Regions from separate parts of the Homo sapiens genome. Here region 2 is linked to region 1. Evidence: chromatin loops called from intact Hi-C (ENCODE). Cell type or tissue: IMR-90. All regions are shown on one strand. Each heading gives the region's core, and the rest is flanking DNA. Links, peaks and the distances in the headings are about the cores only.

What was found. Hi-C counts contacts between places; a loop is a spot of excess contacts. Peaks named below come from ENCODE experiments on the same cell type or tissue, not always from the same donor. Only the 100,000 strongest peaks of a DNase experiment are listed, where the experiment ranks them.
Region 2: a loop joins it to region 1, with 11 times the contacts of the local background. A loop is called at or near these places in 92 of 110 quality-filtered maps.

What each region holds. Positions count from the first base shown.
Region 1 is chr1:117,066,109-117,069,031 of GRCh38, forward strand. The region is part of intron 3 of TTF2 (transcription termination factor 2); the gene reads left to right. Among named protein-coding and RNA genes, the nearest start is that of TTF2, 7.2 kb to the left of the region's middle. In IMR-90, for the core only: a CTCF peak has its summit at 1,861 (motif pointing right); a DNase peak (open chromatin) is centred at 1,873.
Region 2 is chr1:117,127,334-117,130,256 of GRCh38, forward strand. LOC124904387 (a long non-coding RNA gene) reads left to right here and starts at 1,438. Exons shown (of 2, transcript XR_007066500.1): 1 at 1,438-1,708. In IMR-90, for the core only: a CTCF peak has its summit at 1,462 (motif pointing left); a DNase peak (open chromatin) is centred at 1,448.

The sequences.
Region 1 (2,923 bases), core at 316-2,815:
TTACAGGTGTGGGCCACTGCACCCAGCCTGTTCATTATCTTTTACCTTCATATAATTTGTTGTGATAGATTTCAATATCCGTGTTTACCAGAAAGATGGAGAAACTACCATTGAAACAGGTCAGAAAGGGAATCTGAGGACCCATGGTTATGAAGTGGCATTGCTGGGATTTAAACCCAGGTCCAACTGATTCCAGACACACCAACTTTCTCTTAAGTGAGAGGTGATGGGCCTGAATTGAAGTAGCAGCAGTGGAATTGGGTCCAAGTAGAATGAAAACTTGCTGAAAGAGCACTGATGAGATGTATTTCCTGGTAGGGCATATAAACGTGTTCCTTCCTCCATTTTTTCATCTGGAATATTGCTCACATGGCCCTAACTTCCCTGGGTTGGAGGACTTGGAGAGAGAACGTGTGTGATGGCCTCGGTCTGGTGTTTGGCACATTGTCAGTGCTCAGTAGGGAAACGGTTGCTAAGGTGGGGCTTCTGGGTAATGTGTTTACGTTAAGCAGGACAAGGAAGAAAGGTAATGTTGGTCGAGTATTGGGATGTGTGGCAAACACATACAGCTTTGGACTAATCATGTCTTTTTTTTTTTTTTTTTTTTTTTAAAAGACAGAGTCTTGCTCTGTCAACCAGGCTGGAGTACAGTGGCACAATCTCAGCTCACTGCGACCTCTGCCTCCCAGGTTCAGGTGATTCTCGTGTCTCAGCCTCCCGAGTAGCTGGGATTACAGGTGTGTGTCACGACGCCCAGCTAATTTTTGTATTTTTAGTAGACATGGGCTTTTGCCATGTTGGCCAGGCTGGTCTCAAACTCCTAGCCTCAAGTGGTCTGCCTGCCTCAGCCTCCCAGAGTACTGGGATTACAGGCATGAGCCACCTCACCTGGCCAAATTGTGTCTTATTTTCATGTGAAACCAGCTAGAAAAATGAGTGTGCAGCTCTGAAGAAAGGCCTGACTGAGGTCAGAATTTTGAGAACTTGCTGTTAACGTTCTTTGTACTAGATGGATAAGACTGAGAAGGGTTTATTATTTTAAAATAGAACAAAAAAGTATGTTACATGTATTTCTCTTAGCCTAAATTCAGAGCACTATTACTAGGAAGTACTTACTGGAGCTTTAAAAAGCTTGTCTTAGGGCCAGGCATGGTGGTTCACACCTGTAATCTCAGCATTTTGGGAGGCCAAGGCCGGCGGATCACTTGAGGCCAGGAGTTCAAGACCAGCCTGGCCATCATGGTGAAACTCTCTCTACTAAAAATACAAAAAATAGCCGGGCATGGTGGCGTGTGCCTGTAATCCCAGCTACTCAGTAGGCAGGAGAATCACTTTGAGCCGGGGAAGCGGAGGTTGCAGTGAGCCAAGATCACATCATTACACTCCAACCTGGATGACAGAGCAAGACTCAGTCTCAAAAAAAAAAAAAAAAAAAAAAAAGTTGTCTTAGGACAAATAAAAGTAAAAGGCAGTTCTTAACACACAACACATTAAAAAACAATAACAACAGAAAACCAGGTACTCTGATAGGTAGCATAGACTGGGAATTTAAACAGAAATAGATAAGTCTATATATGGATGATGGCTTCCTTAGTGAACATTAAGGGTGTTCAGCCAGAACCCCTGGAGAGTGACCTATGAGAGTACAGCCTTTCCCTCACATACTCTGGGTTTTCTTTTTAATAACTTAAATATTTTACATCCTCTAATTAATACTATTATGTTTGGCTGAATGTAGTCAGGAGACAGGTGCAACAGAGTAATAGAAGGGAGGTGTAAACTGAGGCGAAGATGCCCATTTTTCATCTCTTGCAGTGTAGCTGCATTTGTGTGCAGATCTCTAACTGAAACACCAGATGGCACCACTGACCAGCATTTGACTAGCCATTCGGCCATGGCCCTCTGTGTACAGGCAGTAAAGAAAACTGATAATCTCAGTAGAACCAGGGGGAAGAAATCTTGCCTTGACATGAACGATGTGGTACACCCTGGTATACAAATTTTGGGCATTGTCACTGAGCTCCTGAGTTCATATTTTCCTTTCTCTCTGTTTCTCACAGAACTTTCACTCAAGGATACAGGGTCAAAATAAATGGAAATATTTCTTTGCTTAGACGTGGGTATAACAAGTTTTAGTTCTTTAAATAATTGGTTGTGGTATCCTTCTGAGCAAACTATCACAAGGACAGAAAACCAAACACCGCATGTTCTTACTCATAGGTGGGAGCTTAACCATGAGAACACTTGGACATAGGGCGTGGAACATCACATACTGGGGCCTGTTGTGGGGTTGGGGGAGAGGGGAGGGATAGCATTAGGAGATATACTTAATGTAAATGACGAGTTAATGGGCGCAACACACCAACATGGCACATGCATACATGTGTAACAAACCTGCACATTGTGCACATGTACCCTAGAACTTAAAGTGTAATAAAAAAAAAAAAAAGAAAAATATTCACCTCCAAAAAAAAATTAATTGGTTGTGGTAGATGTTCAAAATATTTTACTTTTAATAACCCTTGAAACTTCACATGTCTAGAAAACTCCTCGTGTTGTTGGCTATTGGGTGAAATTGACCTGCAGATTATCTAGCCCTAGTATAGTGAGCAGGATGGTGATAGAGAGGCAACCAGGCATGCGCCAGACCCAGCCAGAACCTCAGGCCCCACCAGCTGTGAAGGACCACTGAATAAAGCCATACTTGTGAGGCGGTGTACAGTACCATGCACTGCACTGTGCAGTGCGAGCAATCCCTTTGTATAAAGTATAGTAACCCTTTGTGATATGTGTGGTAGTTACGTTTTCCCAGTTTGCTTTTTGTCTTACAATTTTGCTTATGGTATTTTCATCATATGGTAGTGTAAACTTTTAAAAATTACTAAATTCTTTATTTCTCAGCTTCAGAGTTTTATCCCAGGCT
Region 2 (2,923 bases), core at 271-2,770, 61 kb after region 1:
CAACTTACTCCCTACTAAAATAATAAGTTCCTTGACAGCAAGGACTTTTGACTATGTGCCAGGCACCAGAGATGTATTGTTAAAACAAGCAAAAATTCCTGCTCTCGTGGAACTTACCTTCTAGTAGGGGAAAGCAGCCAATAAACAATAAATATGCTGGGCACGGTGGCTCATGCCTGTAATCCCAGAACTTTGGGAGACTGAGGTGGGCGAATCACTTGAGATCACTGGCCAACATGGCGAAACTCCGTCTCTACTAAAAATACAAAAATTAGCTGGGCATGGTAGTGCATGTTTGTAATCCCAGCTACTCGGGATGCTGAGGCAGGAGAATCACTTGAGCCCGGGAGACGGAGGCTGCAGTGAGCGGAGATCATACCACTGTACTCCAGCTTGGGTGACAAAGCGAGATTCTGTCTCAAAAAAAAAAAAAAAAAGAATAAATATAATAACTGCAGAAACTATACAGTATGTTAGAATGTGAGAATGCTATGGAGAAAAATTAAGCAGAGTGAGGAGCATCCAGTGCAGGATGAGGGTGTTGCAATATAACTGGAGTGGTCAGGATAAGTATTATTGAGAAGGTGATATTTGAGCAAACACTTAAAGGTGAAGGAGGGACCCATGGGGAAAAGGTAGTTCAGATGAGGGAAGAGTTAGTGCTTGCTGAGAGAGGAATGTGCCTACTCATGTTTGAGCAACAGTGAGGAGGCCAGTGTGACAAAATCAGAATGAACTAGGGGGAGAGGAGTAGGAGGTGCCTTCAGGATAAAACTCCATATGTCTTAGAGTGATATATATAATCTCATATGTATATATGGTTTCCCATGACCCTGCCTCTGCCAGCCCAGTCAACCTCATTTCTTGCACTGCCCCATCCAAACCCAAGCATGCACACTGGGCTTCAGCCTTCTTTTATGATTATACAAGCTACTACTTATTCTGCTTCGGACACTCTGCCCACTCTTCTTTGCCTAATGAATTCCAACCCATTCTTCAAAGCTCAGTTTAGACATCAACTTCTTTAGGAATCCTCCATTCACCAAGTCTTCATTAGGCATCCCTCTGTGTGTTACCCGTGGTACTGTGATGATCTCTATCAAGTCTTTAACATTCTGCATTTCAATTTTCTACTCGCTTGTCTGATTCAGCCCTCTGTTCTCACTGTTCCCCTCCTCTTCCACACTGGGAACTCTTAAGCACAAGGGACCTTGTCCTGTTTCTGCATCCTTAATACTGGGCACAGTGTCTGAAACTTAATATGGTTTAATAAATGTTTGATAGTGAATAAATGGCCAAGATTCATGTTTCATTTCTAAGAAACTGATCATTAGGACAGATGACTGGAGAAATTTATTGTTTATTTCAGACAGATCATTTTTGTCTTCTGATTTTCTTTTTTAAAAGGGCCTGATTCCTGAAACACAGAATCTTTAGTGCCATCTAGTGGAAACAGCTCAATAAAAACGCTATACTATGAATAAAACTCAGCTTCCTTTGTTCTATTTTATTTATTTTGAACCAAGACGGACAGAGAAGAGAGGGCTAGGTTGCATAGACTCCAGGGCACACTGCATGCTGGGTGTTTTTATTTTTATCTAAAAGTTCACTCTACCCGAGAAGACTCTAGTTGTGAGATCTAACAAGTATAAATAGTCCCTTATCATTGACATTTTGTGAAAATGGGCAACTCTTCAACTTTGAGAAGGTAAGAAGGAAACAGCTAGAATAATGTGAGCTTTGGAACTCTCCTTGTGTAACTGCTTTTAGGTCAAACTAGAAGTACACAAGATATCAGTTCCATTATTAACAACTATCCTTTTAGAAAAAAATTCTGTACTGTTTTATCCAAGACAGACTCCTTAGCTCTTCTCAATTGACTCCTAGTTGTCTGATCGATTGTCTGTCATGACCCCAAACAATCTGTAGTTGATGTAGTAAGACAGGAAGCTGCACCCAATCTTAGTTGGTCTGATATAAATATAAGCGGTTCTTAGACATTTACACTTTATTCATCTGTTTCTCTGAACTCCCTTGTTTATGTTTATTACATAACAGAGCTCAATATTAATGTTGTTTGAAATACATGTTTTAAAAATTACCTGCTACATTCTGTTAATGTATTTTATTTTTAAAATGTGGATAAATGTGTTGTGATTATATTATTTTTACATAAATTTATCTTCCATATAAAATATTCATAAGTAAAATGAGTAACAGTAAGAAAATGGCACATTTTAGAGATTGAGTTTCGTGCTGCATTTGGCAATAATGCTTGTGATTAAAATTAGTACAGTGCTCATGCTGCTGTGTTAGAGAATTGATCATAAAAGGCTCTTGATAATATTGCATTATAATTTAACACTTTTTTCCTTTTAGGATTCTTTCATTACTAGTACTTATTAAACATGACAACTTTAAAGATTGATTTTGAATGGAAAGTTTTGGTTTAGAAGGGGCCCTTCGTTTGGAATATGTTTGCCCCAGTTATCTTGCTCTCTGTCAGAATGCTAAGTCAATGAGGGCAATCTGTTGAGTTTTCTGTATATCCTCAGTGTCTAGTTGGATGTCTCGCTCATAGTTGGAGCTCAATAAATATTTATTAAATGAATATATGAGAAAATTGAGGTGCAGCAAGGTAAAGACACTGATTTAAGGTCACGTATGACATTACTGGCAGAATTAGGGCAAGAATCCATGTCTTCTGACTCCCACTCCATTGAGTGGTTCAATATAATACTTTGTCTTGAATCAGTACTGCTTTTCGATTCAGATGCCTGTGGCACTTGCCTGGACCCTTTGCTTTGAAAGAACCCATCCTGGCCCTTCTCCAGCCACACCTCTTCCCATGGGCCAAGGAATTCCAAGAGTACATCTCTCCCCTCACCACCCCACCCTCACCTCCTTCAGACTAGGTTCCAGC